Regions from separate parts of the Homo sapiens genome. Here region 2 is linked to region 1. Evidence: chromatin loops called from intact Hi-C (ENCODE). Cell type or tissue: adrenal gland. All regions are shown on one strand. Each heading gives the region's core, and the rest is flanking DNA. Links, peaks and the distances in the headings are about the cores only.

What was found. Hi-C counts contacts between places; a loop is a spot of excess contacts. Peaks named below come from ENCODE experiments on the same cell type or tissue, not always from the same donor. Only the 100,000 strongest peaks of a DNase experiment are listed, where the experiment ranks them.
Region 2: a loop joins it to region 1, with 4 times the contacts of the local background. A loop is called at or near these places in 24 of 110 quality-filtered maps.

What each region holds. Positions count from the first base shown.
Region 1 is chr15:101,104,055-101,120,316 of GRCh38, reverse strand. The region is part of intron 1 of LRRK1-AS1 (LRRK1 antisense RNA 1); the gene reads left to right. Among named protein-coding and RNA genes, the nearest start is that of LRRK1-AS1, 40 kb to the left of the region's middle. RefSeq lists enhancers at 1,444-1,945, 7,542-8,328. In adrenal gland, for the core only: no CTCF peak of the experiment used is centred there; no DNase peak of the experiment used is centred there; H3K27ac peaks cover 1,498 bases.
Region 2 is chr15:101,156,146-101,167,642 of GRCh38, reverse strand. It overlaps LOC124903565 (a long non-coding RNA gene), which reads right to left and starts at 4,690. Exons shown (of 2, transcript XR_007064782.1): 1 at 4,381-4,690; 2 at 2,853-3,424. RefSeq lists enhancers at 1-262, 10,417-10,516. In adrenal gland, for the core only: no CTCF peak of the experiment used is centred there; DNase peaks (open chromatin) are centred at 4,735 and 5,018; H3K27ac peaks cover 1,940 bases.

The sequences.
Region 1 (16,262 bases), core at 3,814-11,813:
TAAACACCTGCAAGCAGGCATAACCCTCTTATGCTTACAGCTGTGATAGAATCATACCACCAAGAGCCATTTGCAAGTTAAATACAAACAGCGTGAAAAGAGGAATGGCATTCAAATGAACAGAATTAGGCCAGGCACCGTGGCTCACACCTGTAATCCCAGCATTTTGGGAGGTCGAGGCGGGCAGATTGCCTGAGGTCAGGAGTTCAAGACCAGGCCTGGCCAACATGGCAAAACCCCATCTCTACTAAAAATACAAAAACTAGCAGGGCATTGTGGCATGTGCCTGTAATCCCAGCTACTTGGGAGGCTGAGGCAGGAGGATCACTTGAACCAGGGAGGCGGAGGTTGCAGTGAGCCAAGATTGTGCCACTGCACTCCAGGCTGGGTGACAGAGTGAGACTCTGTCTCAAAACAAATGAACAAACAAAAAACAAAACAAAAAAAACACAAATGAGGCCGGGCGCAGTGGCTCAGGCCTGTAATCCCAGCACTTTGGGAGGCTGAGGCGGGTGGATCACCCGAGGTCAGGAGTTTGAGACCAGCCTGACCAATATGGTGAAGCCCTGTCACTACTAAAAATACAAAAAAAATTAGCTGGGTGTGGTGGCATGCACCTGTAGTCCCAGCAACTCAGGAGGCTGAGACAGGAGAACGGCTTGAATCTGGGAGGCAGAGGTTGCAGTGAGCCAAGATCGCGCCACTGCACTCCAGCCTGGGTGACGGAGCGGGACTCTGTCTCAAAAAAACAAAAAAACAAAAAAACCCCAAAAAACAAAAAACAAACAAAAAACCCCACAAATGAACAACATGAGCTTAATGAGGTGTCTAATGGTCTAATGGTGTCTACTTTAGTGCCAGCTCCCTTGGGCTCAGCCCACCGGGGATGTGGGTCTCTCTCCATTGTCTTTACTTGAACTATGACAACTGCTTGTTTGCACAACACATGTTGTGCCAATGGCCCTTGGCTTGGATAGGACAGCAGCGTGCTCCCCCATTCAGATGCCAGTCACAGGATGGAGTACTGTGGAGTAAAGCTGGGGTCTGTGTCTTGTTTGTGCTGTGCCTGCATGCTAGTTGCTGAGCAGAGTCCCAAACATGTGGCATCTTAGGGAAGAGTTGGGGCAGGACTGGAGCAAGGGACAGCAGGGCCCGGCGTGGGGTGGGGAGTTGTGGGCTCAGAGCAGGGGATAGGCCAGGAGGCACACTCAAGTAAATCTTTTGCCCAGAGAGAAGGTGGCAGGAAAATCTCATGGCCTCCAACCTCCAGCTACATATGAGTGAATGAAAGCGGAATGACATCCCTGTCCTTTGTCCCAGGGAAGAGGTTTGTCTTGGAAGGGCAGCCCTTGAACGCTGTCCCGCAGGTCCCCCTGCAGGCTGCTACCTGGCCTGGATGCCCCGGAGCCTGAGCCAATTGTGCCACTGGCTGTTCCCGGCCTTGAAGCTCCTGTGGGCCCTCACTGCCCCTGACCGTTCCCTGTTTCCCTGAGAATTAAGGTCAGGCAGTGGGGCAGCCAGGCTCCAAGGAAGGACAACCAGATAAGGAAGGGGGCTCCCCACCAGCCTGAGAATGACTGACAGGTGGGCATACTAACCCCGCCTCCTGGGACTGACTGACAGAGCTGAACGCCTGCATCTGGGAAGGGCAGCGCCTCTGTCCCTGTTCTCCGTGGCCCCATGTCGCCTTCTCTCAGTGTCTTGCGGATTGAATGGGGTAGCCAAGAAGTGTGAGGCCCTTTGTCTTTCAGGCCTGTTTGGCGCCTCTCCACCTACCTGTGGATTGCCCTTGGGGTTGTCAGTTGCCCTGTACTGTATCTGAATGTGTCCCCCAAGATTCATGTCTTGAAATTTAATGGCCAATGTGGTAGTATTAAGAGGTGGGGCCTTTAGGAGGTGACTGCGTCATGAGGCAGAGCCCTCACGGATGGGATTAGGGCCCTTAGAAAAGGACTTGAGGGAGCGGGTTCATCCCCTTCGGTCCCTTCCGCCACGTGAGGAAGGATGCAGCATTCATCCCTCTGGAGGGCACGGCAACAGGCACCATCTTAGAAGCAGAGACTGGGCCCTCACCAGACACAGAACCTGCTGCCGCCTTGACCTTGAACTTTCCAGCCTCCAGAACTGTGAGACAATAGTCTGTTCTTTATAAATAACCCAGGCTTAGGTATTTTGTTACGGCAGACTGAATAGACTAGGACACCCTCTCTGGACACCAGAGAGGTGGTGGGTCCAGACACCCTCTCCGGACCCATTACACCCACTGTGTATATATATATATATATATATATATATGCTATATATACATAGTTCCCTCAAGCCCTTTTCTAAGGGCCCTAATCCCATCCGTGAGGGCTCTGCCTCATGATGCAGTCACCTCCTAAAGGCCCCACCTCTTAATACTACCACACTGGCCATTACATTTCAAGACATGAATCTTGGGGGACACATTCAGATATATATATATATGTATATGCCAACACAGTTTTTTTCTTCTGATGAAGTCTTCCTCTGTCACCCAGGCTGGAGTGCAGTGGTGCAATCTTGGCTCACTGCAACCTCCACCTCCCAGGTTCAAGCGATTCTTCTGCCTCAGCCTCCTTAATAGCTGGGATCACAGGCGCCTGCCAACACACCCAGCTAATTTTTGTATTTTTAGTAGAGACAGGGTTTCACCATGTTGGCCAAGCTGGTCTCAAACTCCTGAGCTCAAGTGATCTGCCTGCCTCGGCCTCCCAAAGTGCTGGGATTACTGGCGTGAGCCACTGCGCCTGGCCACAGATACAGTTTTATTAGAAAGTTCAAACCAACAGCGACAATAGCCACAGTAACTGTGAGCTTCTCCCCAGGTGCCTGGGGCACCAGGATTTCTCTCGCTGGAAGACTGAAGCTATCTGACCCCGTGAGGTATGAGCTGGGACGAGACGGTGGTCGTGGGGCAAAGGCAGCTTCGGCAGCAGTGCTTACATTTCACTTTTTTCTTAGTTTCCTCTGGGAGAGTGGGAAAGAAAGCAAGTCTTCGACTTTAGAAGGCAAATCTTGGTTTAGGTGGTGCCCCAATCAGAAAGCCACGCGTGCCAATGGCCTCTGGCCCATCACTCCACTTCTCTCTCCATGGAAGCTACGGCTCCATGAAGCTCTTTGGAAGAATTACAAGCAAAGCCAAAGTTATATTGTGGCCTGGATCTCTTTTGGAAGTAGGTGATGTATAAATTCTTAATTAAGGAGATATACAATATTATATTTGAATTTTCAGGCCCAGAGCCATCCTGGATAGCACAATGAGTGGAAGGGAAGTCTCTTATGTCCCCTGAACCTCCCTCTTCGGGTGTCTGCTTCATAAAAATTGCCAGAGAATTTGCTTTCCCAGAAGAGATTCTGCCTCCAGACCTCCTGGCCTGGGTGGGGACAGAGCATTTACCTTGCCAAGCTATGGGAACAGAGGGACTGTCCCTTTACAGGGCTACAGGGTTGCTGAGCTAGTAGGATGCATCTTTTTAGCTCCTTTCATGAGGGGAGGCCTACCTGTGATAAGATGAGATAGAGAGGCCCTGGATAGAGCCATACCTGAAGCCACCTACTCAGACGCCTCAGTTATATTAACCTACAAGTCCCCTCTCCTTTTTTTCCTACAGAAGATGGCTTGTGGTTGACAGAGCCTTGCCCACTGTAAGCACCAGGAAGCATGCAGTAAGAAGAATGTGGGCTTCCTCAACCATCCACCCACAGGCTGCTCTTGACTCAGGCCCTGTGATGTGTGCTGGGGGCCCAGGGATGAATTATGTCCTCAGTTACGACCTCAGTCCATTGAAGGGTCACTGAGACAAAGCCACGCTGCCCTATGCTGAATATTGGAAGGGTGGGTGGGAAGAGACTAAGGGAGGGCTTCCCAGAGGAGGTGACACCTTAACTCAAGGGAAGAATGGGGCTTGCCAAAGAGAGGAGAAAGCGTGGGCACAGGCCACGAGGCTGTCAGGACATGGAGTGTATGAAGAAACCGCAGGCAGTGAGCCGGGCCAGACTTCCCTGTGCTGGGGGAGGGTGGAGCGGTGGGAAGACAGCTGCAGCCCCCACGCCAGTCCTGCAGGGGCCCCAGGCTGGCCCTGCTGCGTGGAGTGTTGGCAGGAAGAGGCTGGAGGGAAACTCAGGAAGACACGCATGGCTGAGAACAGTGGTGGGGGAAGGAGGGGAGAAAGCCATTTTCTTTCCAGCCCCAAATGGTAAAGAAATGACCCTCCTCCTGCACAAATTGGAGTTCCTGCAGCTGGAAAGAAATCGGCTCATGCCATGTTTTATGATGCCTCGCCTGGGCCAGGCGGGGCCAGTACAGCCTGATGTGCTCACAGCTGGCCTGGCTGCCCCCGAAACCACAGTGACTGTCCTGCTGGCCCGGCCCTGGGCCCCGGGCCTCCACGTCCAGGCTGGAGAAACTTGGCTCCCCTGCAGCTTTCAAAATAAAGTGGTTTTTATTTCATATTCACAAGAGAAGGTAACAAAATATAATTGGGGTTGCTGCTTCTCATATTATTTATGCAGTTCTCCCCCCATCTCTCTTCCCAAAAGCAAGCCACAAAGGGGTCTTTGTTCTCTGCAAGTTCAAAGTCAGCTCCTCCAAGGGGAAACTTATTGGCGATTACAAGGAGGAGGTTCAGTTTTACAACGGCTGGCTGTCAGACCAGAAATATGGTACGCGTCAGGGTTCCGGTGGGAGCCGGCCAGAGTGCGGTCTGCAGGCTGCAGAAGCCATGTGAATGATTTCCAGTGAAAGATAGGGCAGGAGTGCCAGGGACAGGGGCAGCAGGAGCCACTCACGTCTGCTAGGCACACTCTGTCTCCATAGCCTCAGTTTCCTCACCTGTAGAATGGGCATCTCCACACTGGACTAAACCAGAGGATTTCATTCAGTCCTTTGGAGCCACGGGGCCCTGCCAACGCTCTCAGAAAAGAGTGGGCAAGACTCAGGGGCACGCATCCCCACTCCTGCCCTTCTGAAGGCTTCACTGATTGAATGTCCAGGTCAGATTTTTTTTTTGAGAAAAAGGTTTTTATAAACAAAAATCAGTAAAATCCTAGCTGGGTGCCGTGGCTCATGCCTGTAATCCCAGCACTTTGGGAGGCTGAGGCAGGGGGATGGCTTGAGCCCAGGAGCTCAAGACCACCCTAGGCAACAGAGTGAAACTCCATCTCTAAAAAAGTTTTTAAAAATTATCTGGGCATGGTGGTGTGTGCTTCTAGTCCCTGCTACTTGGGAGGCTGAGGCAAGAGGATGGCTTGAGCCCAGGAGTTTGAGGATGCGGTGAGCTGTGATCCTGCCATAGCACTCCAGCCTGAGACCCCATCTCTAAAAGGAAAAAAAAAATTGCAATAGCCTGGCCTGGATGAGCTTGAAGGCTCACTCCCAGCATCCTGTAGGAAATATGGCGCAGACAGGGCCTCCACCCTCAGCTGTCTGTGGCTCCTCTCGCCATGGTGGCCCCAAGTGGGGAGAATCCCAGGGATCTGGGTTGCCAACATCATGTCCCCTAGACACAGAGGGCCCATAGGGGTCCTTGGTGAGCATGCACTGGCTTCCTTAGCCACAAAGCTGTCCTGGGACCTACGCCTGGTTGAGGGTCCTTGAGGCAGCAGCCCTGGCCTTGGCTGCCCTGGGAGGCATCATTTTAATGAAAGCAGCTATTTCTGCAACAGCGAAAAGACCATCAGTGGGATTGCAGGTCACCTTTGCAGCTCTGGGCTGTCCATCCCCAGATGCAACATGATGTGGGAGGCCGGAGGCTCTGGCAGGTCCACGCTGGGAGGACTGGCCTCTTCTCTCACCCTGATGGAACCCCTGCAGGCCTGGCCACCAGACTCAGGGCCCACGACCTCCCAGCTTTCATTCCAGCTCCATTCCCAAGGAAGCCTGGGAAGTTGGGGGTGGGCTGGGGGAAGTGGTATGTCCCAGCGGCCTGTGCCTGCCACCGGAGCTCTTCACCATCCACCAAGAGGCGGGGGCCCCTGGGGGGAGAGTGGGGGACACCTGACCCTCCTTTGCTGGGAGCAAGAACTTCATTTGGGAGACCAGCGATGTGTTTCTGCAGCTCCAGGACGATGATATCGGGGCAGGGCAGGGAACTGACGGTGGGAGGAGGAGGGGCTTCCAAAAACAATGAAGTCTTCACCCTCCCTCTAGCCTCAGAGAGATGTGGCCCTCCCTGGTGAGATGCTCGGGGAAGAGGGAGAGAAGAAAGGAAGAGAGGGAATGTGAGGTGCCTCCTGTGTGCACTTCATGGAAGCCAGAGGGAGAAGGAGAGCATGGGAGGGGCTCCCTGCCTGCCTCCAAAATCATTCCAGAGCATTGATCTTGGGGAATTGCAGAGCAGAGGCCAGGCCTAGGTGAAGGTGGATGCTGAGGATCCCCCCAGGGCAGAGGACTATCAGACTGGAGGTGAATCCTGGGGGCCCAGGATTGCCTCCCTCAGTGGCCTCTCTGTCGCCCTTGCTGCCGGCCGTTGAATTCACTGATAAACATCAGCCCAGGGAGTTGAGACCTCAGGGCCCCTGGAGAAGATCTGTGCAGGCAAGAAGCGATCTGCTGAAGCCACAGTTCAGGGTCCTCTTTGCTCACATCATTTTACGTGAAAGAAGCTATTTCTGTGATAATGAAAAGGCCACGGCGGGGTTGCAGGTCGTCTCTGCAGCCCTGGGCTGTCCATCCCCAGACGCCATGCAATGTGCGAGGCCGCTGGCTCTGGCAGGTCCACCCTGGGAGGGCATCATGCTGCCAAGGTCCTCCAGCACCCACAGAGCTTCTCCCCACCTTACAGACAGGGAAACTGAGGTTCACAAAGCCAGTAGAGGTTAGGATTGGGGTCATTCCTGGGTCTGCTGACTCCACTCTGCTCTTTGCCACTTGATATTGGATGGGAGCAGGGCACTTACATTTAACACCGTGTGTCCTAGGGGGCAGGCGCTACACCCTGCACTTACCTGTGTTACCTTGTTCAATCCTAACACCATGAGTGGGTATCGACCCATTTTGCAGATGAGAAACTGAGGGTCAGAGAGCCTAAGTAAGTTGTGAGTGTGGATTGAAACGCAGACCTGCTTGACCCTAAAGCCCTGACCCGCTCTACCCCTGTGGAGCTCTGCGGCCTTCCCAGGGTGCCTCCCTTGAAGCTCCCTCGGCGGCCCAGGGGCATGCCCTAGGGAGCTTTAAAAAGGCTCATGTCTGGACCCCAGCCCCTGAGATTCTCATCTACTGGCTGGAGTGTGGCCTGGATGTCAGGGGTTCTTGGTGTTCCCCGTGGCCTTTTCTGGCAGCTGGGTTGAAAATCACAGTTCCAAAGGATGTCATCAGCCTCGAGGCCAGGCAGGGCCTGAGCTTCCTGCCCCGCTTTCCAGCCCCAACTTGCCCAGGAGAGCGAGGAGTGGAGGAAGCAGAGGCCCTGGCTGGGTGCATTTTGAAGGCAGTGAGCCTGGCCTGCCTGAGTCTTGGGCTCACTGAATATTCTCCCTGGATCTGGGGTGCCTGCTCAGAGTGAAGTCCCTGAGTGTGTTTACTTTTCCAAGAAACCCGCTGGGCTCATGCCACCTCTTCCAGCTTCCCGACCACCCAGCGTGATGTTGGACGCCTTGCTCCAGGTGTCCCTGTGAGCCTCGTGCTCTTGCCCCTGCCTGTCACGACCTGGCACAGCCTGGCTCATTTATCCGTGTGCTTATTTATGTCAGTCTTACCCACCTGAACGGACGTCCACGGCATGGGGGACCTCATCTGTGGCATCTGTCATGGTGTCCCTGGGTCTAGCACAGTGCCTGGCCCCTGGAAAGCATGTGTGTGGAGGAAATGAATGGATGGGGACGGGCTCACACCTCTGGGTGCTGATGTCATGTGTGACTTGAGGCTGATAAGCCGAGACCCCAGTGACTAAGCTAGTTGTAGGAAACCCTCAGTGCAGGGGGCTGAGCAGAAAACCCCTGGGAAGAAAGCCCTGCTGAGTGCACAAGCCCTGTCCAGGGTGGGGAGGGGCTGGCAGGCCCCAGACTAGTGTCCAGCTCAGCCTGGGCTGGGTCCTGGGGATCTGGGATACGGTGGCGCACCCTCGACCCTAAAATTGCCCCAGGCTTGTCCCCCCTGGGGTGAGGTAAGCAGGTCTGATGCACACGTCCCTTGGTACAGTCAGAACCACCCAACCCGAATACTTTACACTTCGCTCTTTAAGTCGCGCCTCTGCAGCTGTGGCAATGGGTGGCCCCAGTTTGTCTGGTGACTGAGCCGCACAGATGTCCGTTTGGAGACGGCAACCTAGGGACTCACACATGCAGGGAGCTGCTTGCCAGCGATGGGTAACCCGGCTCTCCTGAGGGGGCCTCAGGGGGTGCTGCAGCCACACCCACCCTAGCTCCCCTGCCCCTCCCCAGGGTCCCCTGCACATGCAGGGCTGGCTGGGCTGGAGGATCACCTGCAACCCTCAACCCCTGAGGGTCCCCAAACCTGTGTGTTGGAGCCCCCATGAGCTTTTCAAAGCCCGGTGTCCAGGTCCCCACCAACAAGTCAGAGTCTCTGTGGTGACACCTGGCCTTTGGTGTCACCCAACAGGCCACAGAACAAGCTTTTCCCCGAGGAACCGAGACACCTGCTCAAGCCTCTGCTCATTGCTGTTGGTAGTTCTGCTTGTGGCCAGCAAAGCCACATAATACCTAGGACAGTTTGATGACATGCAGGGATGCCAGGAGGGAGCTTTTGAGACCAGGATGGTCCTGGGAAAGTTGGGGTGTCTGTGATCCTCAGTAAAGGTCAAGGCTGTGAGCTGGGAGAAGGAAGGAGGGATCCCGAGGAAGGCAGCCGAGGCAGGTGTTGGGGGTTCATGATGGAGGCATGTGGGGCCTGGGCCTGGCGAGGAGTGAGCAGGTCCCCAAGGGAAGGAGGAGCAGGGTGCCCTCTAGGCAGGGGCAAAGAGGCTGCCAAAAAGGGAGGAGTGAGAGGCCGATGGGGTCTGGGGGAGAAGCACCAGGAGAGGCAGGCCACGCCGAGCAGAGCCTGAATGCACATTAAGGGAGCTGAAATCCTAGGCTTCAGGTAAAGGATAGCAGAAGCAGCTCAGTCCCTCTGAGGCTGGGACCCAAAAATGTCCGGAAGGTTGGAAAAGGCCACCATCAGCGGGCGTTTGATGTCCGGAAGGTTGGAAAAGGCCACGATTGGCAAGCTTTTGTGAATGGGTCATCTCTCCCAGCATCCTGTGGGGTCAGCTGGTCCCACGGGAGCTGTGGGGGCCTCGAGCAGCTGCTACTGAGCCCCGGCACCTCCCTCACAGTCCAGATATTTCCAAGCTGTTCCTGCGTCCCTGGCTATCCTTCAGTGACCTCAGCCAGGATGGAAGATAAACCAGCCACTGAACACGCATCCCTGGGACCACAGCACCTGGCCAGCCTGAACCACACAGCGATGGGTCTTGGGCCTTCATTCCTGGGACCCCTCACCTGGTCAAAAAGGAGGTGGCTCCTCAAAGTTAGGGGCCCTCCAGGCTGTGGTGAAAGGCTGCTTCATGAATTGTGCACGAGGCCATATAGAGAGGGGATAATTCCGTGGTGGTAGAGATAGGGGCCTCGCATTAGAGGGCCTCGCTTTTCAAGATATTTAGAAACGCAACGGCTTATTTTTGGGAAAGAAATTTTCAAAAGTCCTGGGTGTAAATAAGTAAATAAATAAAGCTAAAAATGGTCTCCAAGCCTTGGAGTGGCCCGATGGGCCTTCCCTGAGATTGTCCACATGTGGGTGGGCTCTTTGTGCTAGTTAACAAAGCAGTCAGTTCCCTCGTTGTTACCATCTGTGTTAGTCCGTTTTGCATTGCTATAAAAGGATACCTCCGAATGGATAATTCACTAAGAAAAGAAGTTTATTTTGGCTCATGGCTCCGTAGACTGTATAAGCAGGGCACCAGCATCTACTCAGCTTCTGGTGAGGCCTCTGGAAGCTTACAGTCACGGTGGAAGGCAAAGGGGGAGCAGGTGTGTCACATGGGGAGAGAGGAGCAAGAGAGATGCCAGGCTGTTTTAAACAACCCCTTATCAAATGAATGAATCCAATGAGTGAGTGAGAACTCACTTGTCACCAATGGGTGGTGCTCAGCCATTCATGAGGGATCCATCCCCGTGACCCCAACACCTCCCACCAGGCTCCAACGCTGGGAATCCAACACCAGGGACCACATTCCAACATGGAATTTGGAGGGGACACACATCTAAACACATTACCATCAGTACTATTTTTGTGGACTACATGCACTCATGCCTTGACTCCTGACTTCCGTGGGCTGAAAGTACAGCAGCATTTTTTTTTTTTTTTTTGAAACAAGGTCTTGCTCTGTCACCCAGGCTGATGTGCAGTAGTGTGGTCCTGGTTCACCTCTGCCTCAATCTCCCCAGGCTCAGGTGATCCTCCCACCTCAGCAATTTTTAAAAATTGCATAAACATTGTCACCTTGCATCATGAAGACAATAAGTGACTTTAACATTTCTGTTTGCTGGGCACAGTGGCTCACACCTGTAACCCCAGCACTTTGGGAGGCTGAGGTGAGCGGGTTACCTGAGGTCAGGAGTTCAAGACCAGCCTGGCCAACACGGTGAAACCCCATCTTTACTAAAAATACAAAACTTAGCTGGGCGTGGTGGCATGCACCTGTAATCTCAGCTACTTGGGAGGCTGAGGCAGGAGAATTGCTTGGACCCGGGAAAAGGAGGTGGCAGTGAGCCTGTCTCAAAAACAAGCAAACAAAAAACGCATTTCTGTCGTTGTTATAGTGTGTGTGTGTGTGTGTGTGTGTGTGTGTGTGTGTGTGTGTGTTTTGAGACACAGTTTCACTCTCTTACCTAGGCTGGAGTGCAGTGGTGCCATCTCAGCTCACTGCAACATCCACCTCCCAGGTTCCAGCGATTCTCCTGCCTCGGCCTCCCGGGTAGCTGAGACTACAGGTGGGCACCACCGTGCCTGGCTAATTTTGTATTTTTAGTAGAGATAGGGTTTCACCATGTTGGCCAGGCTGGTCTTGAACTCCTGACCTCAGGTGATCCACCCACCTCAGCCTCCCAAAGTGCTGGGATTACAGGCAGGAGCCACTGTACCCGGCCGTCATTGTTGTCATAATGTGTGTGTAGTAAATTTCAGAAGAAAGAGAAAAGCAGTCACAACACCGGCATCCCCAGGCAACCATTTCCATGTTACGCTTTTCTTTGTTGTGATCTTTATAATTATTTCTTTAACAGGCAGGAGTAACGTGGGTGTCCAGAGCGGCCGTGGGCAGCCAGTGTGGATGCAGAGTGGGGGTAGACAGGTACGTGGACACTCAGGGACCAAGGTCCATCAGTAGCCCCTGGGGATCAGGAGGTAGGAGCCAGAAAGCGTGTCACCTCATGGGGGGATGAGGCAACTGACACACAGGGGCTGTGGGGAGACCCCCAGGGGCAGGCTGGCTTCTGCTGCTGAGCTGGACCTGTTAGGGGCTCCACTCCTAGCACTGGAGGCTTATTGTGGAGCTTCTGATGAATCCTCAGACCGAAGAGCTCCTGGTCTCTTGAGAGTCTCATTGGTGGTAAGTGGCAGGAATCGTTTACCATCAATGATAAGAAGCCCAGCCCACACCAGCTTAAGAAGAAAGGGCAATTTGTTGCCTCACATCACTGAAAAGCCCTGGGGCAGCACCAGCACTGTCGGAGTTGGGGTCTGAAGGCTATCGGCAGGCCCCTGCGCGGGTCGCACTCTTGGGAAGGCCTCCCCTTCCAGCAGCTACAGGCATACAGACCCCTCCGTGGAAGGGGAAAAGGATTAACTGATTGTGGAGGCCTGCGTCACAAGCCTATCAGCGCGGCTGGCTCTAACAAACTGCAGTAGACTGGGGGACTTAAACAAAAACCCCTTATTTCTCACAGCAGAGGCTGGGAAGTCTGAGATCAAAGCACCAGCAGGTCTGACATCTGGTGAGGGCCCACTTCAGGTTCACAGATGGCTGCTTTCTCTCTGTCCTCACATAGCAAAGAGAGAGATGAAGCAAGCTCCCTGGTGTCTCTTCTGATAAGGGCACTAATCCCACCATAAGGGGCTCCACCCTCGTGACCTTATCACCTCCCAAGGGCCCCACCTCCTAAGCCCAAGCCACTGGGGATTAGGGTGTCAATGTATGAATTTGGGAAAGACACAAACATTTAGTCCATAGCAGACACCCAGAACAAAATACAACCATTGGCTGGCTCAAACAGCAGAGAAATTCGTTTTCCCACAATCCTGAAGGCCAGAAGAAATCAAGGAGTTCACCTAGAGATCAAGGTGCTGGCAGGGGTGGTTGTTTCTCAGGCCCCTCTTATTGGCTGGGAGATGACTGTCTTCCTCTGGGTCCTCACGTGGTCTTCCCTCTGTGAGTGTCTGTGTCCTAATCTCTTCTTCTTATAAGGACAGCAGTCATATTGGATTAGGGCCCACCTATGTGACCTTGTTTTATCTTAATTACCTCTTTAAAGACTATATCAACCAGATATGGTTACATTCTGGGGTTCTGGAGGTTAAGATTTCAACATGTGAATTTTGGAGGAAGACAATTCAGTCTGCAACAGAAGATAAAGTCCCCGGCCCTAGGGGACCGGGGGTGGGGGTATGTGGGGGGAATGGTATCAGCTGCCTTTGATCACACCCTCACTGTCGGCCAGGAAAGGTGTCAATTGCTTCTCATATGTATGGTCATGATGGGGAGAAAGGTTGGCCTCTGCCAAGTGTCGAATGGTGGCTCCCATGAAGACATGTCCACATCCGAATTCCTGGAAACCTGAGGATGTGATCTCGGTTGGAAAAAGGGCCTTACAGATGTAATCAAGTGAAAGGTCTTGAGACGAGACCATTCTGGGTTACTGGGTGGGCCTTAAACCCAAGGACGAGTGTCTCCATAAGAGAAGAGGAGACACAGACACACAGAGGAGAAGGCCATGCAACTGCAGAGGCAGAGATTGGGGCAATGCAGCCACAGGGAACACCTGAAGCCACCAGATGCCGAAGCGGCAAGGGCCAACTCTCCCGCAGCGCCTCTGGAGGGGGGCATGGCCCTGGGACCCCTCAAGCTGGAATTTCTGGCTCCATCATTGTTTTGAGTCTCCAAGTTTGTGGTGATTTATTGTGGCAGCCCCCAGAAACGAATACAGCCCCTGAAAGTTAAATCATTAAAATATTTGAACAAAGTGTGGGTGATTCAATGGAACTGAACTCTGGGATTGCCTGTCAGGTTGAAGTCAGCCAGCACTTCCATCCAGCGAGGCAGGACGGGAAGAGGATGATGAGTTAGTAGGAGGAGAAGGTTTGGTGCAGAGAGGGGCAGCAGCCTGCAGAGGTGGGTTGCAGAATCCGGAGGTTTTGTGGGAGAGTCCCCAAATGTTTTGTTCATTTTCATTTTTCATTTATCATATACTTCTAACTATTTGCAAGATGTCCTGAGCCACACGAAGGCAGGCACACATGCACTTGCTCCTTTCTCTCTCTCTCTCACACACACACACACACTCTCTCTCTCTCTCTCTCTCACACACACACACACACACTCTCTCTCTCTCTCACACACACACACACACACTCTCTCTCTCTCCCCCCCGCCCCTCTCTCTCACCCCTCTCATTCTTTCTCTCTCTCTCTTTTTTTTTAAGACAGAGTCTCGCTCTGTCACCAAGGCTGGAGTGCAGTGGCATGATCTCGGCTCACTACAAGCTCCGCCTCCCGGGTTCACGCCATTCTCCTGCCTCAGCCTCCCGAGTAGCACCACGCCCGGCTAATTTTTTGTATTTTCAGTAGAGACAGGGTTCCACCATGTTAGCCAGGATGGTCTCGATCTCCTGACCTCGTGATCCACCTGCCTCGGCCTCCCAAAGTGCTGGGATTACAGGCGTGAGCCACCACGCCCGGCCTCATTCTTTCTCTCCCTTAATCTCACTCTCACTCCTACTCACACACATTCAGTGTGACCAACTACTTATAAATTTGAACTTAAATCATTGACTTTGCTGCTAGTTAACTCGATTTAGTGCAAACCTTAGAATAAAGCTGTTTTCATCCCTGTGACAAAACTGTTAACAATTGTTACCATTGAGAGCTAATTGTCTTTGTGAATCAAAACTTCCTTAATGTTCTAAAACAAGAAAAAAATGCAAAAATAAACTGGAAACAAGGCTGATGTAAATCCACCCACCATAAACTTCAGTGTTTAATGTCACCCCTGCCATGATTTGGACTCGAATACATATCATTCTTAAAGAAACACAGCCCAGATAGTAATTCCGATGTTATTTACACCTTTCCAAAACAGCTATTTGGCCTCCAGATATTTTTGCTAAAATCTCCAAGTGTGTTCCTATTTTTTAACGCTGAAATCCGAGGGGAACCTGGTAGGTGGCATTCTCTATGGAATATACCCTGCCCCCACCCTCATTATTTTCTTTCCCTTTGAAGACAGAAAAAGAAAACTGACCTCTTTGGCTTTTGTCCTTTGACTGAGAGCAGGGGAGCATGGCAGCTGTACAACTCCTCTTGTTAATAATTTTAACCCTGCCCGTCACGGTTATACAGTTGAATACATGAGATCCATTTACACCCATAAACTACTGCTTTGGTCTATTTTATAGACTAGCAATATGTGTCATAAAAGGGAGGGGGTCACTATTAACTGTAAACTTAAAAACCCACTGGCATGGAAAGAGGAAGTCCAGGCAGTTAGTGGCTGTCTGGATTTATCCATCAGGTCCAAGGGGATGAGGCTAGATTAGGCCCTAACTTTCATGGCGTTCCCCCCTTGTCTGCAGTCTGCAGCCCCCAAAACTCCTCAACCCCTGAGATCCCCTCTGAGGCCCATCAGGTGCCATTCCAATGACTCAGCTTTCTGGAAATTCCAGCCAGAAATCCTTCTGGGGGAATCCATTCATTTAGCTCCTTGAAAAGGCACCTCTCAAAGTAAATTAACAATTTGGCAGTTCTGTTTCAACACTGAAGTCTGCTGTGAGTTTGATCACATGAGTCAGGTTCCCCAAGTCTTCCAAGAGCCATGGGACATTTGCCTGTGAAATGCCAGCCCGGGGCTTCCTGGCGAAAACCCAGATCATCACCATTCCTTGTCATCTCTCATCAGGGTGACATCGGATGATAAACAGTATAAGCGTCAGGATTAGTTTGTCAAGAGTAGGACATTTGGAGCCAGGCAATGTGGCTCATGACTATAGTCCCAGCCACTTAGGAGGCCAAGGCTGCAGGATCACTTGAGGCTAGGAGTTCAAGACCAGCCTAGGCAACATAGCTCGACCCTGTGTCCACAAAAGGAAAAAAAATTAGCTGGGCATGGAGGTGTGTGCCTGTAGTTCCAGCTACTTGGGAGGCTGAGGAGGGAAGATAGCTTGAACCCAGGAGTATAAGGCTGCATTGAGCTATGATTTGCGCCCTTGTACTCCAGCCTGGGCAGCAGAGTGAGACCCCATCTCTTTAAAAGAGTGGGGATATTTTGGTACAAGCCATCTGGCTTCAGGTAAACCCCTGCCAGGGTGTGGCCTGTGGAAGGCGGGACAGTCAGCTCACGTTCTGGAAGGCCACACCAGTGAGTGCCAACTGTGGTGACATCCGACTCATGAAGGGTTTGTGTGGTTTGGGACACCACTTAGTGGAGGATTTCTTTTTGAATCTGGACCCCTGCTAGTCTCATCCCAAGACTGGCTGTTAAGGAGGCGCTTGCCATGCCATTGCGGGGAATGTCACTAGGTTCTGGGTGACGAGGGGTGAGTCCTGTGCTTGCACATGAGGATACTCTGTTTGTCACTTGGTTCTGGGTGACGAGGGGGTGATTGCACACGAGGATACTCTGTAGGCACCAATTCTGTAAGTAAAGCTGGAGTGTAGACGGGTGACCCAAGGCTGACTGGTTTCCGGATTATGACAGGGAAAAAAAAGTGCTTAAGAAAGCTTGGGATAGCTGCACATTCTTTCCCAGCATTATGACAAGTGCAATCAACATTTGCTGCCTAAAACCTGGCTGCAGCCCTGGACCATCTGTGGGACGGGGCAGCTGCCATGTTGCCACTTGCTCATCTGACTTTGTATTGGTCGGTGGCTCCAAAATGCATCGGAAAGTGAAGTTGCCTTTCATTTGGAACTGATGCGGATGCCTACTCAGCTCCTGTTAGGGCGTGGGCTTTGAAGGGAGCTAAGAAATTCTCTAATGTTGGCAAAAAGTCCATATTCTAATTAGTGTTCAAAGTAGATAGTAGCCCTTTCC
Region 2 (11,497 bases), core at 1-8,000, 51 kb before region 1:
ATTTCTATAAAGACAGCCTGGGACATTCAGTTTTTAGGTGAAAACAATCAAATAGCTTTCAATGTAAGAACAAGAACCTGACTTCACAGACACGGAATGCTTTCACTCTTGAATCATAAAGTTAATATTTACGAACCATTACTAAGTGCCAGGGACTTCATATAAGTTACTTCATTTACTGCTCCCCCGTCTCTGTGAGATCAGAATTCTTGACCTCAGTTTACAGATGAGGACTGGAAGGTCAGGGAGCTCAGGTGACGTGCCCAAGGTCATGGAGCCAATAAATGGCAGATCCAAAATTCATACCAGATCAGCCTTATTCCAAAATCCATGTTGGCGGGAGAGGGGAAATGCAGTGCCAGAGAGATTTAAGATCCTCAATTTAGACTGCTGGTAGGGTACCAAGAAATGGCAGCTCTGTGAATAGGATGTTTTACTGTAAAGCTCGTAAATAGTTTACCTGTTTAATTTTTCTCTGCCTTTTAAAAGTTTGGCTTTTTTAAGATTCCATAAACACACTATTCAATATAGATGCAGTAAAATCGTTTTTCTTCAAAATACACAGTATTCAGAAGATTCTAGTTTCAGGAATTGTGGAGTAGCTCATATCAGACTACTCCTCCCACAGATAGCAATGATAAACTATGGACAAAGTAGCAACCACCAGGACAAAAAGAAACAACTATTTGAAGGCCCTGGAGAATAACAAAGATCAGGTAGAAACTGGAGAGAATTTCATGCTTGATAAAAAGGAACTGCATTGGGTGAGATGCATGTTACTTATACGGCCCCTTCCTGAAGGGCACTTTCTAGGCCACAGCACTTAGGAGTTAGAACTCAAAAAGTTCCATTATTATTGGCTTGAGATCTTGTAGGATGGGGTTTAGAGCTGCCAGAGTAGCTGGAAGTGGAGGAGGGAAATCCCAAAAAGAAGGGAGACTAAAGGGTGGGACTCCCAAGTCTGCATATTAACCCCCTTCTCAGTCTCAATTAACTCCTAACCATGTTTGCCTGGGGGAGACTTCAAGGAACCCAGAAGAAAGTAATTGCTGGGGGGCTGGAAAAAGCCAATCAGAGATTTCCCATAGCAAGAAAGTCAGAGTTTGGAGTTAGAGTCCCACTAAGTTATATGGGGCTTCATAAACACCTTTGGATTTCCACTGAAACCCCAAGAGGGTTATATATTAGGAACAAAGACTAGGTCTTATATTTATCTAAGACCAATGGCAAAAACAAAACAGACCTTCCCTAATAAAGTGTGAAAACCAAGCCTCCACAAAAATCAAGATGATTAGTTAGGAATTTAACAAAAATCGGTACTCTTCAGAGGAAGATAACATAATCCAGAGCTTATACAACAGATCATCTATGATGTTCAGAATTCCTTCTTAGTCAAGCCTTTCTTAGTGCCTTGGGCAGAGTTTTAGTCATAGCTTCCCGTCCTCACTCTGGACTCTGCATCAAACCCTGTAAATTCTAGCACTTCTTGCCAAGATCTGCTGGTTGTCTGGCTGCCATGCAAGACTATTAACTTTTTATCAGCAGGCATGTGAAGAAACAGGGAACTGTAACATATAGTCAAGAGAAAAATCAGGCAATAGAAGTAAACCTTGAGATGAACCAGGAGGTCAAATTAGCAGATAAGAACTTTAAAACAGCTCTGATAAAAATAGTCAAAGACAACCTCTGCTTTCCAGTTTCAAGAGATTCTCCTGCCTCAGCCTCCTGAGTAGTTGGGGTTACAGGCACCTGCCACCACGCCTGGCTAATTTTTGTATTTTTAGTAGGGACAGGGCTTCACCATGTTGGCCAGGCTGGTCTAGGACTCCTGACCTCAGGTGTTCCACCTGCCTGGCCTCCCAAAATGATGGGATTACAGGCATGAGCCACCACACCTGGCCAGACTTTAAAACTGTTTTGTAGAGATGGGGTCTCACTATGCTGCCCACGCTGGTATCAAACTCTTGGCTTCAAGCAATCCTCCTGTCTTAACCTCCCAAAATGCTGGGATTACAGGCATGAGCCACTGTTCCTGGCCTGTTCTGTTTCTTTACCTGGTGTTCATGTTATAATTATTGTTTAAACTGTACATATGTTAATGGCCTCTTTTATATTTATGAGCTACCTCACAAAAGAAATGAGTTAAAACATAAACTGAACTATAGTACAATATTCTGTATTCATTCAAACTTGTCTTCCTGAAGACAATTCTACAATATGGGAAAATGCTCACATAGTAAAAAGAATAAAAAGCAAGTTATAAAACTGTATTCACATTATGATCCCAGCTTAGAAGAGAATATATATATTTACAGAGATCCACAGAGAAAAGACTGAATGGAAAAACCTCAAAAATGCTAAGTGATTATTTTCTTTTGTATACTCTTAAGTAACTCCAAATGTTTCACAATGAATAGGTGTCAATTTTATAGTCTTAAATAGGGAACTAACAAATGGTGTTTAAGTTCTCTGCAGAAAGGTCTGAAATAAGACTTACCAAATTATTTCTATCACTCAGGATCTAGGGAGGGAAATGAAAACCACTTCATGGCCGGGCACGGTGGCTCACGCCTATAATCCCAGCACTTTGGGAGGCCGAGGCAGGTGGATCACGAGGTCAGGAGATCGAGACCATCCTAACATAGTGAAACCCTGTCTCCACTAAAAAAATTAGCTGGGCTTGGTGGTGGGTGCCTGTAGTCCCAGCTACTCTGGAGGCTGAGGCAGGAGAATGGCGTGAACCTGGGAGGTGGAGCTTGCAGTGAGCCGAGATCCTGCCACTGCACTCCAGCCTGGGTGACAGAGTGAGACTCCGTCTCAAAAAAAAAAAAAAAAAAAGACCACTTCAGGCATTTTCAGCACTAAGGCATTTAATAGAGGGGATTTAGAGCTGCTGAAAACAGTACAAAGGCTGGGTACCTATGGCTTAAACAACAGAAATACACTGTCTCATAGTTCTGGGGCTGGAAGTCCAAAATCAAGGTGTCAGCAGGGTGGGCTCCTTCTGAGGCTGTGAGGGAAGGTCTGCAAGCCAGGGTCTTCAAGGTCTGTTCCAGGCCTTTCTCCTTGGCTTGCAAAGGGCCATCTTCTGTGTCTTCACATTGTCTTCCTTTGACTCATGTCTCTGTGTCCAAATTTCCGCTTTGTGTAAGTGTAATCTCCCAGTGGGTTCACCTTGTCCACTGCCTAGATGGAGCCAATTCATCAAGACAGGGGAATTGCAATAGAGAAAGAGTAATTCATGCAGAGCCAGCTGTGCAAGAGCCTGGAGTTTTATTATTAAATCGGTCTCCCCGAGCATTCAGGGAGCAGAGGTTTTAAGAATAACTTGGTGGGTGGAGGGAAGCCAGTGAGCCGGGAGTGCCGACTGATCAGGGATGAAATCAAATGGAGTCCGAGCTGTCTTCTTGCGCTGAGTCAGTTCCTGGGTGGGAGCCACAAGATCCGATGAGCCAGTTTATCGATCTGGGTGGTGCCAGCTGATCCATCCAGTGCAGGGTCAGCAAAATATCTCAAGCACTGATCTTAGGGGCAGTTTAGGGAGGATGGGAATCTTGTAGCCTCCAGCTGCATGACTCCTAAACCATAATTTCTAATCTTTTGACTAATGTTAGTCCTACAAAGGCAATCTAGTCCCCAGGCAAGAAGGAGGTCTGCTTTGGGGAAAGGCTACCATCATCTTTGTTTCAAACTATAAACTATAAACTAAGTTTCTCCCAAAGTTAGCTCAGCCTATGCCCAAGAATGAACAAGGACAGCTTGGAGGTTAGAAGCAAGTGGAGTTGATTGAGTTAGATCTTTCACTGTCTCGGTCATAATTTTGCAAAGGTGGTTTCATAAGGACAATTGTCATGTTGTATTAGGGCCCACTCTATTCCAGCATGACCTCATCTTAGCCTAACTAACTACATCTGCAATGACTGTATTTCTAAATAAGGTCACATTCTGAGGTACTGGGGGTTAGGACTCCAACTTATGAATTGGGGAGGGGATTGGACACAATTTAATCCATAACAGTACTGTTTAAGGTTTTTACAAACAGCACGATAATGGGGACAGAAAAGGAAACCTAAGATTATCTGGAGATAAACAGTGGAGGCCTGGACAGGTGCCATTCTGGGAGTGGCCTTCTGGAGGCAGGGACCCTCAGGGGCACCTCTGAGGCTGAAGACTGCCACTAAGTGCACAGACATCGGCCTTCTGAAATCATTCTTCCAAGTGATCACTTTGTTGGCAGTGGGACCCAAGAGCCAACATAAACTCCCATCTGCCCCTGCCACCATCTGATGTTCTCTATGTGGCAGAGAAGATGCCCTGCCCTGCCCCCTGCCTCTGCTACCATTCTCTGGTTGCATCCAACTGCCACCTGGCTGGACTCACCTTGGAGGGGAAGAGGGTGCCTGTCCTTGGGGCTTGGAGTTCACACACTTCCTTATCATTCTAGATAGAGCCGGTTTGGTGCCTTGGCAAGTGTTTAGACAGCAGAGAGAGGCCCCAGGAGAAACTGACCTCTTTATCTCACCTGGCAAAGGCCTCTTCCTTCTATAGACGCTGCAGTGTCTCCGGATCAGAACAGGGCCTCGCTCCTCCGGTAGCACCAGAAATGGCTCTTGAGAGGCTGGCCTCCGGAGGGCCCCAGCTCTGCTCCTCCCCGTAGGGTCTGTCCCCTTGAATGATAAGTGGTCCTCAGTGGCCAGAGGGCTGGGAGCAGAGCCGTGCAGTTCCCAGTGAGGGTTTCTTGTTTCCCTCCTGGCAGGTGTTGGCTGAGACACTGCAGATGGCTTTGTCCCTGCTGGTTGCTCCGAAACTTGGATTCTGTCCCTGGCCGGGCCCCAGTGATGCCTGCTGGTTTCCTCCAGCGGAAGAAGCTGCTCTTTTTGTGTCTGCAGATGGTCCTGCTGCAAGACACCTCTGTCAGGGTGGCTCTGGGAGAGCCAGCTGGAAGGTGCTCGCTCCCCTTTCATTAAGAGGGGGCTGCTGGCCTGGCTGGCCATGACCTTGAGGTCAGCGGGTTTCTGTTCAGTGCTGCTCTGGGGATTGTTCACCCCAGCCCCGCCATAACTTGCTCCCTTCTTTTCCCCACCTTTCCTCTCTTATCCGTGTGGACAGGACAGTTTTAGAACCTCTTCTGCACACCATCGTATCACCCTCAACTTGCATCCAGCCACCGCCCTGCTGAAAACCTTCCATGGCTCCCTGGTGCCTAAAGTGTACTTCTCAAGCTGTATTGTGTCTTGGATTTGCCTGTAGCTCTAAAAGATCAGCCCCTCCCAAGTTGCAGCTCAGAGCCAGTCATCAGATCCCTATGACGGAACCCAAGGACCTGAATCTTTAACTCACTCCGCAGGTGATTGTTTTTTTTTTTACCTGTATAGTTTTTCTTTAAATTGTGGTAAAATATACATAACATGAAATGTACCATCATAACCATTTTTAAGTGTGTACTTCAGTGACATTAAGTTCTGTTACAGACGGTCTCGCCGCCAAATTCGTGTTCAAGCCCTGACTCTGAATATGATGGGTTTTGGAGGTGGGATCTTTGGGAGGTGATTAGGTTTGGTTGACGTCTTGGGAGTGGAGCCCTCATGATGGGATTAGATCCTTATAGGAAGAGGAAATCAGATTTCTCCACGTGCTTGCACTGAGGGAAGTCCACATGAGCACAAGGCAGGAAGGCTGCTGTCTGCAAGTCAGGAAGAGAACCGCCATCAGCCCCTAGCCATGCTGGTACTGTGATCTCGGACTTCCAGGCTCCAGAACTGTGAGAAGATAAGTGTCTTTTGTTTAAGCCATTGGGTCTATGTTATTTGTCACAGCAGCCCAAGCTGACTCAGACAACTGCGTTCACGTTGTTGTGCCACCATCACCACCGAGAACTGTTTCATTTAGCAAAATTGAAACTCCACACCCACTAAATAATAACTCCCCGTTCTCCCTGCTCCCAGCTCCTGACAACGCCATTCTACTTTGTCCCTACAAATTTGACTATTCCAGGTACCTCACACAAGTGGAATCATATAGGATTTGTCCTTTTGTGCCTGGCTTATTTTGCTTAGCGTAATGTCCTCAAGGTTCATCCATGTGATAGCTTATGTCAGAATCTTTTTCTTCTTAAGGCTGAATAATATTATATTATATGCATATTGCTTCCACCTTTTGCCTATTGTGAGATCCTGCTTTCATTTCTTTTGGGCATATATCCAGAAGGAAAATTGCTTGATCACATGGTAATTTTTCCTTTTTTCTTTTTTTTTTTTTTTAGAAAAGGTCTTACTTCGTTACCCAGGCTGGAGTGCAGTGGTGAGATCTCATCTCACTGCGACCTCCGCCTTCTGGGTTCAAGCAATTCTCCCACCTCAGCCTCCCGAGTAGCTGGGACTACAGGGGCGCACATGCCCAGCTAATTTTTGTATATTTTGGTAGAGACAAGGTTTCACCATGTTGGCCAGGCTGGTCTCGAACTCCTGACCTCAAGTGATCCACCCGCCTCGGCCTCCCAAAGTCCTGGGATTACAGACATAAGCCACGCCTGACCAGGATCACATAGTAATTTTATTTTGATTTTATTGAGGAAATGCCGTACTGTTTTCCACAGTGGCTACACCGTTTCACATTTCCACCAGCAGTGCACAGGCGTTCTAATTTCTCTACATCCTCACCAGCACTGGTTATTTCCTTTTTTGTTCTCGTAATAGCCATCCTACTGAGTGAAAAGTGGTATCTCAGATGGTTTTAATTTGCATTTCCCTAATGATTAGTGATTTAAGCATCTTTTCATGTGCTTATTGGCCATTTGTATATCTTCTTTGGAGAAATGTCTATTCAAGTCCTTTGCTCACTTTTGAGTTGGGATGTTTATTTTGTTGTTGTTGTTGAGTTGTATCCAGAGGTGATTTTGACAGAAAGTGAGAGAGTGGTGGATGGAGAGGATGAGCTGTCTGTGGGGTGTCCGGGACCCTCTGTGGGTGGCCTGACCCACCTTCCCTCTCATTTCCTGCTTCTCCCAGCAAGAATGCTTTGCCCTGGCTGGCTGTTCCCATCTCTGGGCTTTTGTTTACTCCATACCATCAGCTTGGATTGCTGTAGCAGACTGACTTTTTCTCGTCTGCACAAAACCACCCTCCTCCATCTCCAGCAATAGTTCTGGTGGGACTGTGGGTCATGGTCCCATTCTCTCCTGGCCACGTCACTGGCACATGAGCCTGGCTTGCCCGGAGCTAGTGCTCTCGTCACCCTAGTGTCAGGGGTTGCCTCAAGGGGTAGGCCTGTGATCCAAGCCAATCAGGTCTTTATGTGGCTATTAGAAAAATGTCTCTTTCTGCTTGGATTACCGAGCTGGGATGATGTAAGCCTGGGCTACTGGTGGTCTCTTCCTTGATAGCATGACCCATCTGCAGGAAGACATGAAAGGTCAACGCACAAATGAGAGCTAAGTCAAGATAAGGAAAGTGAAGAGAGAATGTGAGTGAGAGAGAGAGAGAGAGAGAGAGAGAGAGACTGAGATCATTGCTTGAGTCCTGGATCCAGCCATACCTGAAACCAGCCGACCCCGGGATATTTCAGGTGCACACGCCGAGAGATTCCACAACATACCCCAACCCTCTTTTTTTCCACCTAAGCTGGTCTGAATTGGGTTTCTGTCACTGGTAACAGAAAACATTCTGACTAATGCAAATCCCTCTTCCCAGTTCCAACTCTCCATGCATCCAACTGTCTGTCCTTCCAATTTTCGTCCTGTCAAGCTCAGATCTGCGCTTTTCTGTTTTATATCTGGCCTGAAGAGCTGCTCCCTCTAGGGAGCCCCAGTAGTCAGGGGGTGAGAAGGGGGCTTTCCAGGTGCTCTGATCTCCAACGTCCTGCCCGCTGTGCCCTTTGGGAACCTCTGTACTATACACTTCTGTGTGTAGCTTGTGTGTTAGAGTGTTCTTTTAACACTCTGAGAAAGCTTATCCTGTGGCAGCTGATATGAACTGCCCAGGAAGACATCCAGCATCCCCTTCCCTGCCCAGCCCCTGACCGAGGTCCCTGGGGCAGCCCAAGACAACACCCTCCACCCACACCTCCGGGGCAGCCTTGGGCACAGGCCCAGCCCCGGCTAAGGAGCACAGGGATCCACAGGGGCTTCCAGAGACAGAGTGTGAAAAGGTGAGTGGCGATGGAAAAAATGACTTGGTGTTTCCTTGTTGTTGGTTTTGAGTGTGTGGCTTTATTCTTTTGCAGCTGTGATCTCTCTAGAGGGTTTTCCACCCCCAGCCCAGGAAGGGGAAGCCGCCTCCGGGTGTCCATGGGGAGCCACTGGCCCTGGTGGTTCAGTCTCTTGGTGGGGTGGTGAGTGGGGGGTTGGATCACTGGAACAGAGAACAGGATGCATGCTTTGTGGGGGGTGTAGGGGAATGGCTGGCCCTGGAATTGAGACACTTGAGACAGGGGAAGGGGCTGGGCATTGCTCAGGGGTGTTGTTCAGTGTGCAAGCGTGGTGCCTCAGTTTGCGGGCCAAGAGGGGGCGTGCACGATGTACCCAAATGCTGGATCCCTTCGCCTGTGGCACAGCCCTGGAGTGGCAGCTGCAGTGGACAAAGACGCAGACCCTTCCCAAACTGCACAGAAAAAATCAGCCCCCAGTTCCCGTGTGACCATGGACATGACTGAGGCTGAACTGGCTCACAGCTGGGGAGGGGTGTGTGGATGGAAAAGCAGACAGCTGTGAACAGCACCGCTTCTAGGAGGGCGGAGAAGGGGCAGTGCGGGGAGACCCACTCCCTATACTTGTGTGGCGCTGGGCTTACACTGAGGAAATGCGTTCTGGTACTATTTGCTCAGTCCAAGACAGATTTTTTAAAGTTTAGAAATGTTTATTTGAAAAACAAGTGTTTCGCACACCCAGGTATCACACAGGAAGTTGCGTGCCCCGCGTTACTCAGTCGTTGCCATGTTAGTTTTGGGTACATGCATGTCCCGGTTCCCCAGCTGTGCTCTCAGGGCCACTTCCGCAGCTTCGAACTGCCACAGACTCTGGAGCTCAGCCTGGGAGAGATGCTCAGAAGGTGTGAAGCTGATGCCGAATCAACAGCTCACCTTAGAGAGGGCTTGGTCGGAATCAGGCACTACTCTAAGCGCTTTCACAGTATTGCTTCATCTCATCTCAACAACTGCGTCCCCATTTTCTGGGTGAGGGTCAGAGGACTGAGTGAGGCTCAGTGGGTTCCAGCAGTGGGGACGAGGCTGAACAATGGGAGGAATAGTTCCAAGCAGCAGAACGGCCCGGTCCCAGAGGCCTGGTCCCAGGCGGGTGCGGATGCCTGCCAACTGTGAACTTGACTTTGTTCATTTCACGTCCAGTGGCATTTTGCGGGGTGGGGAGGAGCGTGCACTCTCGGCAGACCTGGTCGTATGTGGGGAGTCTTGAACAAGCGCTTTTCTCTGAGCCTCAGTTTCCCCAGCTGTGAAATGGAAAGAGCTATGCTTTATAGTTGGGAAAAATGAATGGGATCGTTGGGGAGAGAGCCTCGCACTCGGGGCTGGATCAATGCTGCATTTTCCAGTCTGGGTCACCTCAGGGCCTTCCTCTCTCCCTGGCTGGTGGAGAGCAGGGTCATAAGGCCTGGGGGCCTCAGCCTGAGCCCTCGCAGCGCCAGGCACTGGGCCACACTTGGCGCTGGGGAGTCCCCGTGCCTGAGCCCTTGCTGCACCAGGCTCTGGGCCATACTTGGTGCTGATGCTAAGGAGTCCCCACGCCTCTGGGGACCTGGGGGGCTAGCACCCCTCATTTCACCCCGGTTACCCACATGCCTGGCTCCCTCCAGTGCTGCCCCCTCCTGAGCACCTTCCTTGTGCTTGGAGCTGGGGAACAAAGATGGATAAGACCAAGCTGCTGCCCCCAGGACTCCTGGTCTCATGGGAAACCCAGAACTGTATCAGATGCCAGCACAGCATTGGAGGTGATCTCAGGATGCTGGGGGAACCCCGTGGAGAAGCAGAAAATAAAATGCTCCCTTCTCCTCCAAGCAAGGAATGGCTTCAGAAAAAATACTTACGACACCATGCTAAGGTGGTGTTGACATCTATGATTCTCTACACGGTCTGCATGGAACCCGTGGCTGCGGTTGAGTGCCTTTGGGAAAGGAACTGGGCCATGGATGGGAGAGACTGACTTTTTGGTGTAAATCCTTTTATGTGGTTTGCTTTAAAAGACAAACAAACAAACAAAAACAAAACAAAAACCAGGCTGGGCGCGGTGGCTCACGCCTGTAATCCCAGCACTTTGGGAAGCTGAGGCGGATGGATCACGAGGTCAGGAGATCGAGACTATCCTGGCTAACATGGTGAAACCCTGTATCTATTAAAAATACAAAAACTTAGCCGGGCGTGGTGGCGGGCACCTGTAGTCCCAGCTACTCGGGAGGCTGAGGCAGGAGAATCGTTTGAACCCAAGAGGCGGAGGTTGCAGTGAGCTGAGATCACGCCACTGCACTCCAGCCTGGGAGACAGAGTGAGACTCCGTCTCAAAAAAGAAAAACAAACAAACAAAGAACAATGGTAAGATTTAAATTTATCGAAAGTTGTTATTGAGAGCAATCCTCGTTTGGTAACCTGTACAGCTGTGCACAGGCCGTGACAAACACTTCTTCACCAGCTCACCTGCAGAGCACGCCGAGCCACCCCCGACGGTCCGTGGGTTTACTCCTAAGCTTGCTCTTGCCCGTTGCACTTGCTATAATAGTGATGTCATCTAATTAAATTTAGTGTAAACCAATGAGATATGAGGGTAATAAGAATGAATTGGTGTTTCTAAGACATATAAGTGAATGCCTTGGAAACCTTTCTCAAGCTGAGTCATTTTACAAAAATCATTGTCAGATCAGATGGCGGCAAGACAGCTGTGCAAGTCCGGGGAAGCCCAGTCCCAGGGGAGCCTCAGGTTGCTCGCGTCACACGAGTCTTTAAATTCTGGTTCCGCCTTAAAGAGAAGCAAGCTGGAAGTCGTGAATAGACATTACGGAAATGATTTATGCAAAAATGCTGATGTGGAGTCCCGCGGAGTGGCTCCTTCCCAGCATTCCTGGGCCTCAAACCTACCTCCACGTGTAGGCACTAAGTGTGTTTCCAGTTAAAAGCTTTACACTATCAGAGGTTTTATTTTACGATGCCCACTTTAACTGTCTTTTCCAGTGAACCCACCTGCTGTTGGCCAGAGGTTTTGACCACAGATATGTGAGCGTCTAATAGTGGCCACATGTCCTTTCTTCTTAGGGAGACTCCCAAGAAATTCCCCGGTTTGTTGGTTCTGGTACCCTCAATTAGGGGCAAGGTCTTGCCTTTACCCCAGCCCCCTCCAGGTGTCCAAGACTGTCGGGCAGTGGGTAGTCTGCAGGCCCAGGTCACTGGAGAATCCACCCGTGGCCCTGCCAGGTCCCCCACCCACCTCCATGCTGCTCACCTGATGACTGACTCCGGCTCCCACCTCCTCCCCCCTGCTGATTTCCACCCTCCCTTCTCC